Linked DNA regions of Mus musculus: region 2 is linked to region 1. A link is a loop called in an ENCODE intact Hi-C map of the cell type or tissue named here. Cell type or tissue: left cerebral cortex. All regions are shown on one strand. Each heading gives the region's core, and the rest is flanking DNA. Links, peaks and the distances in the headings are about the cores only.

Region 1 (6,283 bases), core at 605-5,604:
GATGGATTATGTGGCCAGGCAGTCTGTGTCATCAGCAAGCAGACAGGAGGTTCATATCCCTAAGCAGACAGCCACATTATACAAGCAAAGAAGGAAATGAATACATCGCTGCTGCCTGGCGTCCCCCAATGGGTAATTAAAACGACGCCACTGCTGTCTTCACTACATTCAAAAGTGTTTTAATTTGTATTTAGCCAGAGGCTTTCTAGCAACAGGAACATTTGTACAAATCTAACAAATAATTATAAATAAATAAAGTCTATGCTTCTGCTATTTGGGGGAACGTTTCCTTCAGGTAACACATTTATAAATCCACCTGTTTGACAATATGGAGTTAAAATAACAGTAGACTTTGAACTGGCTGTTTAAACGACAGTTGAAACAGTGTGTTTGTCAGCATAGAAATGAAAAAGAGCATCACTCAGGAGGTGATCCAGGCCCAGAGGTGCCATGGACGGTAAATGCTAAATTACACTAGACCCGGAATATAGCCAGGTATAACCAATGTAGGGGGAATTCAGATTAAAGAAGCCCCTACCATTTATAACTAAGGAGACGTGGAGACTCTAGGTGTCTCTAATGTGTTAGACAGCTGTGCTGATTGGTTTGTTTTTTTTTTTTTTCAACTTGACACAAACTAGAGACATTTGGAAAGAGGGAATCATAGTTGAGAAAATGCCCCCACCACATTGGACTGTGGGCAGATCTATGGGACATTTTCTTGATTGATGTGTCAGGGCTCAGCTCACTGTGGGAGGTGTCCTCCTGGAAGAGATGGTCTTGGATGCTATAAGAAAGCAGACTGAGCAAACCATGAAGGGAAAGCCAGTAAGCAGAACTCCTTCATGAGTTCTGCATCAATTCCTGCCTCCAGCTTCCTCCCTGGTCGAGTTCCTGTCCTGACTAACAACAGGTTTGGAGTATGCCATGGATCAAGTAGGTTTTGGTCAGGGTGTTTTAGTATAGCAATGGTTGGCCTACCTAGGACAACAGCTGTTCATCATCATCATCAATTGAGGAAGTGAAAGAATGAGGGATTCCTTATAGAAGCTAATGGCTAGTGCTCACTTTCTGGCTTAGGACTCTTCTTTCCCTAACTCTTCTCAAGTGTTTTCCATTCAGGCCATCATGGGAGGTTTCTTCACTCTGTAGTTTGGGGGAGTTTTTGAATGGCACTTGATATCTGGTTTTCTTCTTAGCTGACTTCATTTAGGGAAGGCAAAAATATTTTATTTTCACAGTATTGTTGGGTCACAAAAGCTCACTGGATCCCTTTCCTCTCCCGTCATGTTCAGATGACACACCAGTGCAAACCCCACATGTGAGCCTGTGCCTGGCATTTGTTGCTCTCTTATTTAGATCAAGACACCAGGAAGGCATTCCAAGCTGGTGTTACGGACTTAGATGGAAATTATTTCTTTACTATTTTTTTTAAAATTAAGAATTTTTCATAGAATACATTTTGGTCATATTTTTTCTCTTCTACAGCTCCTCACAGGTCCTTCACACCTCCTTAACACCCGACTTCACATTCTCTCTCTCTCTCTCTCTCTCTCTCTCTCTCTCTCTCTCTCTCTCTCTCTCTCTCTCCCTCTGTGTGTCTGTCTGTCTGTCTCTCTTAAAAGAAAACCAAACCCACCCCAAACAAACAAATAAACAAATAAACAAACAAGAAAAATACAAATAAAAACCAACAAGGCAAAACCTAAACAAAAATCCTGACTCTCCTGCATCCAGGCTTAGGGCCTGCCCTGGCATGTGTTTGATCTTGGATTTAAATGGTTGTTGCTGAGAGAATATGAGAAAAGAAATAATTGGTTCCACACATCAGACAGTGCTGAAGACCTCTTAGGATATGATAGGATCTTGTTCTTTAAAAGACCTAGAAGTATTTATAATTTCCTCTTCTCCTTAAAACATATTTTTCAGCCAGGCATGCTGGCACACTTTTTTTTTAATCCCAGAATTTGTAAAGCTGTGGGAGGAGGGTCCTACATTTCTCATCAGCCTGGGCTCCATCAACAACGTGAAGTTGCCTGGATGACAAAGTAATAACCTGTCTTAAAAAGTACAGTTTATGTTATCCCATAAGTATCATGAATATTTGCAGGGTAAACGTGATAGTTAAATGTATATGCACAAAATTGTTAGTGTTCCTAATTTATCAAATTATATGTATCTGATTCTTTACTCTGTATCCCACAAATATTTATTATTAAGATAATTAGTAAAAATAAACTTGTCATATTAGTAGACATAAAATAGAGAGAAATGAGCAGAGGGAGATCTTTCTCATATAATATATGTTAAATTTATAAAAGTCCATTGTCAGTAGGATGGGGAAGGGCTTCATGCCTTCCTGGACCTATCTGAGATGCTATGTGACTTTTAACTACAGGCTCCCTGTGTAGCAGAACCCCTGTAGGAGGGTCCTGATTTGCCTCTCTGATCCAATGGAGTCCTCTTGAACTTGACCTCCTTTATTACAATGTATATCAGGGTGGGAAGGAACAGGACTCTGGAGCCAGGTAATCTGAGTTACCATCAATTCTGCAGCTCCTCTCTGTGTTTTGTCTCCACACTAAATGATGGTGCTAATGGAGGAATAACTTTGAATGGTGGTTATCAACTATGTTACCATCACTGTTTACCTACATCCAGTTTGCTAAAAGCTGCCTTAGCTCAGTGGAATGCATTTCTTATCTGATGTAGCCTAGTCTTCCCAGAAGTCGTACTTATCTGCCCTGATTTATATTCTCTCTCCCTCTCCCGCCCTCCCTCCTTCCCCCTCTCTCTCTCCATCCCTCCTTCCATCTTTCCCTTGCCCCTTCTTTCCTTTCCTCCTTCCTTACCTCCCTCCCTCCCTTTCCCCTTCTTACTCAGCATTTACTATGCACCTGGCATTTGTCAGACAGATGTAGCTGACTCTAACAGAAGGGAAGGATAATAGTTTTCAGCTCTCAGGATCCACAGCCTAAAGACAGAGCGGAGGGAATGTTTGATTGTGATTCATCTTCGCAGCCCATTTTCCATCTTCATTATTGATACAATATCCTCAGCATGCAGTTTTATCCACAGTCTTTGGACAAGCCTCACATGTCCTCAGTTGACTACTTAGAAGCTGTGGTGGCCCCACTGGTTCCTACTTCTTTTTTTAGAACACCAATACCTGTTCATCCTTCCATAGTTCCCATGGATCCTCCCTTTCTTGGGCATGATTCTAGCTTTCCATTTTTTTCCAGGGTATCTGGAGAAGTCTAACTCAGCGAGGTTATTCTTCAGCATGTATCATTGGGTGCCTTATTGCTTGCCCAAGAAGAGGGTCAAACCCCTTAGGGGATTCTTTTTGTTTTAATCCCAGGGAAGAGTGGGTGTTGCCACTAAAGAATTCTGTTTCGTGGATTTGCTGTCCCAACCACTAGGTGTCACTATTCTACATAAATAAAACAGGAAAGACTTGGCCTTGGCACTGTGAAATTAAGTCTTTGGTTGGGGGATCTAGCAGGTTGAGGAACCCACTCATTCTGAAGTGTCAGGTAACAGCAAGCACTGTGCTCTCAAGCCTAGCTAGAGTGCAGGAATAGCCTGCATTAAAAGGCTCTGAAGTCCAACTATCAGACATGTAAATCCAGCTTCTGTCTATATCTGCATTGGTATTGATCCTTTTAAATAGTCTTTAAAGATTAACCTCTCAGAACAGACCTAATGTACTATAGAATGCAGGGAACAGATCACTTCATTATTAATATAGCTGTTTGGGAAGAAATATCTGATAGGATCAGGGCATCACATAAAACCTCACAAAAGAAAACCTCTTCCCTTTCTACAGGTGACCCTCTGTCTGGCAGAGAAATCATACATTGCCACTCAGAGGCAAATAATGAGATTGTTACTCTATTCTCTCCCCATTTTTTTAAAAAAAGAATTTTTGAATAGTTGTATCCGTTTAGGAGAATCTGCTGTGCTTCCTCAGCTAGGCATGAGGACAGATTAACAGGCAAAGGCAAGCGACCCTGCACCCTCTGGCAGCCAGCAGTTTCAGTAAGTCGGTGAGCTCTGTCCTTCTACCTCTGTTACAAAGAAGCAGTTTCTGAAGCATGGCGCTGCGTTCCAGTGTTTATACAAATTCAGGGGCCTTGCTGACCAGCATATACAGCCCTGCAGTGTTTACTGTGTGATAAAGTGTTAAATGGGAGTCTAGTCAACCACACGAGGGTCTGGATAGGCTGTCCTGCCTTTGACATGCTCCTTCTGGGGGAACATCTAATTTTCTAGGCAAGGGTATGGCCACAAAAGCCAGAAAGCATCTACTTTGATGGAATTGCACTGGACTCTTTTAAGGCGGATTCAATCCCCTACATAAAGACCAACACTAATGGTTTTAAAGCAGAAAGTACAGGCAGAGATGAGACTGTCTGATTAACAGTTCCACCATACAGCATCTCTGTGCTGTGACCCCACGGTGGGTTCAGATTGATCCGCTGAGTAACACTATGCACACTGATCAATGCAAACCTACACATTATTTTCAGTTCTTTTCTCTTACAACATGGCAGGGCATCTTTGACCATCTGCTCATGCCTGATAGCACACTGGTACGTAACAGAGACTGTAGAGGTCAGGTGCCTGCCTCCCTTCCTTTAAATTCCTCTGACACAAATGTCCTGAAAAGGGTTTTTGAGAAACCAGTTGTTACACATATCTGGCAGAAAGCTTTGGTTATTGCTGTAGAAATTTCAGTGGGCTCAAGATTCTCTCTGACTATTTCAAAAAGAGGCCAGTTGTAATCCACACAGTGTGGACCTGTGGAATCAGGCTAGAATCTTGACAGTTTGTAGGATTTTTGTTTTGTTTTGTTTTTGTTTTGTTTGTTTTTAAAGCAATAACAAATAGATTGTTGGTCACTATGTAACTTCCTAGCAGCCTAGGGTTCTCATGTTATCAGGTTCTATCATATGATAATGGTAAAAATAATGTAATATCAGTTTTTTTTTGGAATAGAAAAAAAGTTTTTTTCCATAAAGGGCATTTTGAAATGGGTCATTAACTCATTTTATTAGTACATTAATGCTTTGAGTGCTGTAAAGAAATAATGTATCAACCTACTAGGGCTACCATTGATGCAATAAAGAGTAGCACCCAGTGTAAACTGTCACTCATCTCCCCAGCTTGGCTTAAATAAATAACACGAAACCTTTGTGGTTGCGAGCTGCACCCAAATATTTGTACATGGTTGAATTTGTGCCGGATTCAGTTCATGAGCCATTTGTGGTCAAGTAGGATTTGAGTGGGGGGTGGGGTGGGGAGCAGCAATCATAATTAGCCAAATAAACTTTGTATTTAATTCTCATAATGTTTAATCCTTCAGCCAAATTCCAAACTAGGGTCAATGTCATATAGCCTCTTGTGTTCCAAGCAGGGTCTAAATCATCATCTAGTCTATGAGTTTCCTATGTAGGTGGAATAATATAGATTAAGACATGCATCAGTGGGTGGCGTGGGGAATATTTATTCAATATGCTTGTCCTGTTCTTATAAGCAAAAATGTGGTCCTCAATTCAGAGCTGTGACGAAGGGGACAGGATTACTGGTGGGTAAGCATCCTAAAGACATTCTGATGAAGGCTAGTAATCAGTACAAATTGTAACAGCCGTAGAAGGCGTTGCTCTGCAGATGGCTTTATTCTTGAGCACTCAGAACCATCTGGCACTTTGGGGCTGAGCCCAGCTCCACCGCGGCAAGAACCCATATTTGCTCTGCATTGGCACAGACTCCAGAGTCAATGGCTCCTTGACATTTTGGACTCTCCGTCATATGGCAAGTCCAGCTGCAGAGCCTGCTCTTTCCACCGTGCAGGGAAGTGGCTCAGATGAGGTTGCCTTTTGTTGAAGAAAAGGTCACCTCAGGGAGTCTGGAAGCCTTGGCTTAGATTTGTAAATTACACAAGGCACTGTGGACCATTTCTGGTAGATTTAGCGAAGTACTTGCAGTATTGAGGAATATAAGCATTTTACACGCAAAGATCTGAGCTTATGTTAATATATTGGGCAATTACTGATACGTTCAAACAGCAGAGGCTTTCTTCAATCTGCTTCTTTTTTTTTTTTTAACTTATAATAAGCCTTAATCAACACTAGAGCTGGGCAGATATCTACCCTCTAAGCTATTAGAATCTATAACCCCAAATTATAATTCACCATGTTCCATCTGGGCCGCTCTTAACTTCAATTGGCCAGTTCTCATGGCTATGCTTTACGATTTTCCTCTAACCCATGGCATCTTC
Region 2 (6,283 bases), core at 501-5,500, 150 kb before region 1:
GCCCTACGTCTTTCATGTTAAGACTCATGCAGGATTATGCCTTGGTTGTATGCATGTCACTGGGTCTGTATTCTTCTGAAGGAGCTCCATCTGCTTCTTCCACAGTTGCCTATAGGACTGTGTCTCTGAGCTTCTACCTAGAAGGGATGTCCTTCCTTCTGATCAGGCTGTGTTTCAGTAGCTAGAACATTCCATGGCCACATGTTCTGGAAGGAATCCAGAAAATCACATCCCTTCCATGTTCCCACAAGGAGGGTGGACAGTGTCTGGAGAATAATGACTATTAGACATTCTCCTGACTATTGCTGCTTACTTAAAAAAAAAATCTCTTCAATTAAACAACTACCCCTCCCCCAAATCCTTCTGGTATTTTTCTTTTTAAAATGTCCAGAAAACCACAGTTCAAGTGACTCAGAGATAGTGTCTACTCACCAGGCTTTGAGTCACAGCTGTCATGTTCTCAGCAGTTTAGGAAGTTACACTTCAGTGAACTCTGTGGACTGGGATAGAAGCAAGGGCATGCATACATTTTTCAGGGACAACATTTTAATAGGAAAAGAAGCAGGCAGGTTCTGAGCCAAAATTTAGATCCAACTAATTATTGCTGGCCACCACACATCAGGCACACAGCCAGGTATCTTTTGCATATGTTAGCTAATTCAATTCAATCCTTAAAAAAAAATTCAGGTGACTCTTATCATTCTTTATTTAACTACATAGAAAGTATGCAAAAAAAAAATCTGCTCGGAAGCTATTAACTAGTAACTAAGGTTACTAGTAAGGTGTGTCTTGATTCTGTCACCTGAAGATGCAAAAGCATAATACAGTATCATCATAGAAATTGAGACCACACTTATCAGGCAGGGCTGTGGGGTGCATGAAAGGTGAGACTTCCAAAGGAAAGAGGTTGAAGTTTATTAGTTAGGGAAAGATCCAAAAAGGGCATTAACAGAGGCGAGAAGCATTCCTCAGGGGCATTGATCCACTTGCTATTGCTGCCTAGGATGAATAGAAATGAGGTGTTGGGAGGCCTGGAGATGCGTTGGGAGAAAGCTGTGAAAACTCAGATAGGCCTGAGTGAGCACGGATGTTGGCAGTGGAAACAAAACACAATCCTACTTCTCCTCTCCAGACCCAGTGGGCATTGCAGCTTGGAGTTGGCATTCTCTCTACATAGCATCTTTTTATTCTAAGTTTCTTAAGGACATGTTCTCAGGGACCCCTTTTATATAGAGAAGCATGCAACTACCTCAGTATAGATTGCACAGAGTTTCTCTCTAAGAAACAGAACACACACACACACACACACACACACACACACACACACACACAGAGAGAGAGAGAGAGAGAGAGAGAGAGAGAGAGAGAGAGAGAGAGAGAGAGAGAGAATGCATGCCTCTTCCCCATCACTTCTTGGACATGGTGTTTGACCAATAAGATGTCATTCATTGTTTGTTTGTTTGTTTTGATGTCATTCTTTTAGGTATCAGAAAGAAAAGGGATCCTGAGAAATCTTCCTGACAAGATTTCTCAGATAAGAGTCATAAATGTGCAGGCACAACCCAGATGGACAGGGGAAAACACAGAGCCTGTAGGCTCTTCTGGAAGGCCTGAGTTCTAGATCTGAGTTTTCAGGCTTAGTTGTGGTTTGTATGTGCTTGGCTCAGGGAGTGGTACTATTAGGAGGTGTCTCCTTGTTGGAGTAGGTGTGGCCTTGTTGGAGGGAGTGTGTCTCAGTGGGGGTAGGCCTTAAGACCTTCCCCCTAGCCACGTGGGAGCCAGTCTTCTGTCTGCCTTTGGATCAAAATGTAGAACTTTCTGCTCCTCTAGCCCTATGTATGCCTGGACGCTGCCGTGCTCCCACATTTATGATAATAGACTGACCCTCTGAACCTATAAGCCAGCCCCAATTAAATGTTGTCCTTTGTAAGAGTTGCCTTGGTTATGGTGTGTCTTCACAGCAGTGGAAACTCCAACTAAGAGAGTTGGGTATTCAGAATCAGTAAGTAGACTGATCCTCCAGGGAAAGTCTGCAGTTTTCAACCATTTGGAGTCGATTTAAACATTTTCCCTTCTTCCTGCTGCCTGCCAGATATCTACTATCAGCTTGCCCTTTCTGGGCTACATTTTAACACCATTTTATGAAAAAAATTTGTTTCCCAAGTCTGAGAACACATCTTTAGTGAGAACTGCATACAGGGCAGGTCTGTTTTGACTGCCGAGAACCGAGAGAGTCTGAGAACTGGGGGTCAAGAGCAGCAAGGCTCTGGCTTCAGCATCCTAGTGCCCTAGCTAGCAAAAGAAGTCCAACCCGAGGCAGTGGCAACATTAGCAGACACCGAACTTCCTATCTGACAGCTGCACTTGGAGTTGAAGGAGGGCTGGATGAAGTGGCATTTCTGTCAGCTTCAGCTGGTCCTTCCCATTAACATTACAGTAATGGAGTTGTGTGGTGGTTGAAGAAAAGCATCGCTAGTTACAGGGGGTGATTTACAGGACACCAGACTCCGTATTTCAGAGTCTCCTGTGTACCATAAAAAATGTATTATAAAGGAATAATCTTTATCTGAACCGAAGCTGCGGTGTGGAAGACTCATGTCCAGCTGAGAGCAGCAGCGAGCTTTTGTTCACCCAGGGAAAAGTCCCCGGTCTTCGTCATATTTGATTAACATTTTTCCTCTCTTTGGCACTAGGTATCTTGTTAATATTTAGACATTATATACATTTTCTTTCAACTATTGTTCCCATTATGAGATCAAATAGAACAGGAGAAGCCAGCCTCTGCAGCAGAAGAGGGAGAAAGCTGATAGTCTGGGTAACCAGCTAACTGTGCCTAGCAGGGTAGAGCACATTAGAGCCAGTGCCAGTACTCACGAAGAAGGGCTCCTGAGAGCCTCCCTAGATGGACGCTCCCCCAGTTCTAGGTTCCATCTTCCCCTTCTCCTGCGCTAAAGGCTACAACAAACCAGTCCACTTTAGAATCTCGCAAAGCCTTTAATACCACCGAGTGAGAGGAGGGATGGAAATCTCTCTGCTAAGCACAGGCACCTAAAATATTCAGTGAAGTGACACGCAGACATCCCTCTGCTTATTTGGTGTTTGGAGGGATGAGGACCCCAGTCTGTGTCAGCTCAGGGAACCCCAAGCTCCCTTAGCCCGCAGTGCCTCCCACAGGGCACAGGTGGGTGCACCTGTGGTTAAAGGGACCCGGTAGGGGACAGCGCCATCTCCCAGCAGAAAGTACAGTCTCTGGGTGAAAAGGCAGGGGCAAAAGCTTCTAGTCTGGGAAACCTTGGGGTCTGTGTCAAAGCTCCACCCATCAGGAGCCTCAAAGATAAGGCTGGGGAGGTGGAAGTTGGGGTGGGGAAAGAACTGCATCAGAAAGCAAGGCAGGAGAAAGCTAGGGAAGAGACAGTCAGAAATGGGCTGAGTTTTCTCAGAGTCCCATCGGAGGAGACCTGGGGGAACTTGTCACTGCTAGGATCTCAGCTTCTCCAGCGCAGGACGGTCCAGGCCAGCTCTGGGTTACAATTCCCTCCAAGAGTCTGGAGCGAACGCTGGCGAGCGCGGACACCTCCGACTCCCGTGGGAGCGCAGCGCTAGGGCGGGGCGAGGTCCTCCGCGCGCGCTTGGCGGCGGCTGGCGGGGGCCGGGATCTCCGCTCTCCCGGGCGCCCCAGCCTTGGCGCACGCCTCCGCTCTCGCGCACCCCCTCCGCAGGCACGCGCGAGGCGCACCCCTCCTTCCCCGGGCGGCGGCGGGCGCGCGCCCGGCCCCCTCGCCTCCGCCCCTCGGCGCCGGTCCTCTCTCCCGGCAGAAAGTTAGCAGCAGGGAAGGAACTCGGGGCTGCGGGAGCGGTAGCCGCGGCAGCGCGGGGAGAGCGGGGCGCTGCGCACGGAGCAGGTGCCGCCGCGACTAGGCGCCCCCCTCGGGCTCCTGGCCTGAGGTTGAGGGGGGCGGCGGGGGCTCGCGAGGGGAGGGGGCCATGCGTCCGGGCTTGTCCCCGGCGCAGCGGGACGGCAGCCAGGGCCGGGGGCGCAGCGGCGTCGCTCCATGCAGCCGGGGCGGCTGGGCGGCGGCGGCGGCGGCGGCGGGGGCGGCGGCTGAAACCATGTCCGGGCAGCGCCGGGGGCCGCCGCCGCCGCGAGCCGGGAGCCGCGATGGCCCGGTGGCCCGCACCGCCTCCGCCTCCGCCGCCGCCGCCGCCGCTCGCCGCGCCGCCGCTGCTGCCCGGCGCCTCCACTAAGGGGCCGCCGGCGCGCAAGCTGCTCTTCATGTGCACCCTGTCCCTGTCCGTCACCTACCTGTGCTACAGCCTGCTGGGCGGCTCGGGTTCGCTGCAGTTCCCGCTGGCGCTGCAGGAGCCCCCGGGATCCGCCGCGGAGCCCCCGCCGAGCCTGCTGTCTCCCTCGCTGCCGCCTCCCCGCGTGCGCCCCGGCGCCTCCTCGCCGCCGCCGGACAACGCGAGCCGCGGGCCACCGCCCGAGCCCCCCGAGCGCTTCACGACTCCTGCGGCCGACGGCTGGGGACTGGCGAGCGGCGGCGGTGCTCGGGACGCCTGGCCCAGGAGCCCGCCTGCCCCCGGAGACGCGGTCACAGAGCAGGACGCGCTGTTGGGGCGCGGGGCGCAGGAGCCAGGCGCAGCCGAGGAGCTGGAAGGCCGGAGGGCGGCCAACGGGAGTGCGGAACGGGGCCCCGCCAGCACCCCTGATTATGGGGAGAAGAAGCTGCCCCAGGCACTGATCATCGGGGTCAAGAAAGGAGGGACACGCGCGCTGCTGGAGGCTATCCGAGTCCACCCGGACGTAAGGGCAGTGGGCGTAGAGCCGCACTTCTTCGACAGGAACTACGAGAAGGGGCTGGAATGGTACAGGTAGGAGGCTGCTGCGGAGTGCCAGACGCATAAGGGGTCCCGAGAGCCCATAGCCAGAGCATCCAGGGGAGGGCAGTGGGAGCCCTGGCCTGTTTGCGCAGAGTCCCGGTACAGATGAGAGAACAGGACTCCAGCTAAAAGATCACTTTATTTCTGGGAAAGGGGAGGAGCAGGTGCCTTGGAGAACTACCAGGCTTCAAATCTGGGAATCCCCAGCTCTCCCGCCTGTCTGTGGGGTGTTTCCCAATCCAGGCCAATACAGGGCGCTGGGCTTCTAGTTGAGAACAAGCGGAGGAATGAGACAGGAGAGCTAAATTGACGACGAGCTTTGAGATCCCCAGGAATCAATCTAAAGCGCCCTCAAAAGCGTTTGTGTGGCTGGAATCCAACTTCAGTGTTTTAAGGTCAGAGCAAAATGAACAGTTAAAAAAAAAAAAAAAAGACGGTGTAGGCGCTTTGGCTATTTCCTACCTCTGTAACTTTATGTTCCTCTTGGCTGAATGAACACTGGGTTGATTTAGTATCAGGAGCCTAGGTGTCTAGATACCAGTTGGTGCTATAAGTATGTCTGTGCCCTGTGCAGAGATCCTTCTAATTTGAGCATCCTTGGAGACAGACTGGAGTTACTTCTGCTGGGAGTTATATACCTCTTTCTGACAGGACACCATCAGGTGTTGGAACTGCGAGGGAGGAAAGGAGCAGGAGAAAGTTAAGTGCAGGTCAGATAGCGATTATCTGTCTTTCTTGCCAGCCCCGACATTAAAACAACATTGGTGCGTGCACATGCTCAGAATGCAAGCCCCTTTCTCTCTTGTCCCTCCTCTTTCCTCCCTCTTCATATCTTTCTGGATAACAGATCTGGACGGGTGGCCCCATCTCGATCACATTTCAATAATTAATTGCAACTGTCAAACAGAAACAGAGCCCTTGTCCGCTGAAGCGATGCTATCAGTTCCACAGAGCCAATAGGTAAAATGTCCTGTGACAGGGTTGCTTTCCTGTGGAAGAGACATGCTTCCTGGGTTTAGATTACAGCCTGGGAAAAGTTTGGGCCATTATTTTGGGAATACGTAATAAGCATGTGTGTTGTGACTGTTTTCTCCCACTTTTGAAAAAAATTGTCTTGTGCCTTAAAAGCTGCAGAGAAGTACACCGAGCCATAAACATTCCAGCACATCACACTGAGACAGGGAGTGTGTCTGTTAATGTCTTGTCTGTTTCAACAGCAAGAACTAATTGGGATATTTTAGGAGGCTTCAAACAGTCCCTTCCTATCAAAACATAAAACAGCAAGTGCCTAATTTAACTGGAAAAAAATCCTTATTTATAACATCACAAGCCATGGCTTCCAGTTTGTGATTATAATTAAAAAGGTGTTAGGATGATTAATGCAACAACAGCAAAATAAAGA

Evidence for each region. Hi-C counts contacts between places; a loop is a spot of excess contacts. Peaks named below come from ENCODE experiments on the same cell type or tissue, not always from the same donor. Only the 100,000 strongest peaks of a DNase experiment are listed, where the experiment ranks them.
Region 2: a loop joins it to region 1, with 3 times the contacts of the local background. A loop is called at or near these places in 1 of 42 quality-filtered maps.

The regions. Positions count from the first base shown.
Region 1 is chr7:124,125,757-124,132,039 of GRCm38, forward strand. All of the region lies in intron 1 of Hs3st4 (heparan sulfate (glucosamine) 3-O-sulfotransferase 4), which reads left to right. Among named protein-coding and RNA genes, the nearest start is that of Gm25759, 17 kb to the right of the region's middle. In left cerebral cortex, for the core only: a CTCF peak has its summit at 3,416 (motif pointing right); a DNase peak (open chromatin) is centred at 3,420.
Region 2 is chr7:123,979,022-123,985,304 of GRCm38, forward strand. Hs3st4 (heparan sulfate (glucosamine) 3-O-sulfotransferase 4) reads left to right here and starts at 3,807. Exons shown (of 2, transcript NM_001252072.2): 1 at 3,807-4,872. The coding sequence starts at 4,160. Gm26974 (a long non-coding RNA gene) reads right to left here and starts at 4,433. Exons shown (of 4, transcript XR_003946874.1): 1 at 4,304-4,433; 2 at 433-500. In left cerebral cortex, for the core only: no CTCF peak of the experiment used is centred there; DNase peaks (open chromatin) are centred at 2,686, 3,265, 3,685, 4,365 and 2 more places; H3K4me3 peaks cover 2,536 bases; H3K27ac peaks cover 1,209 bases.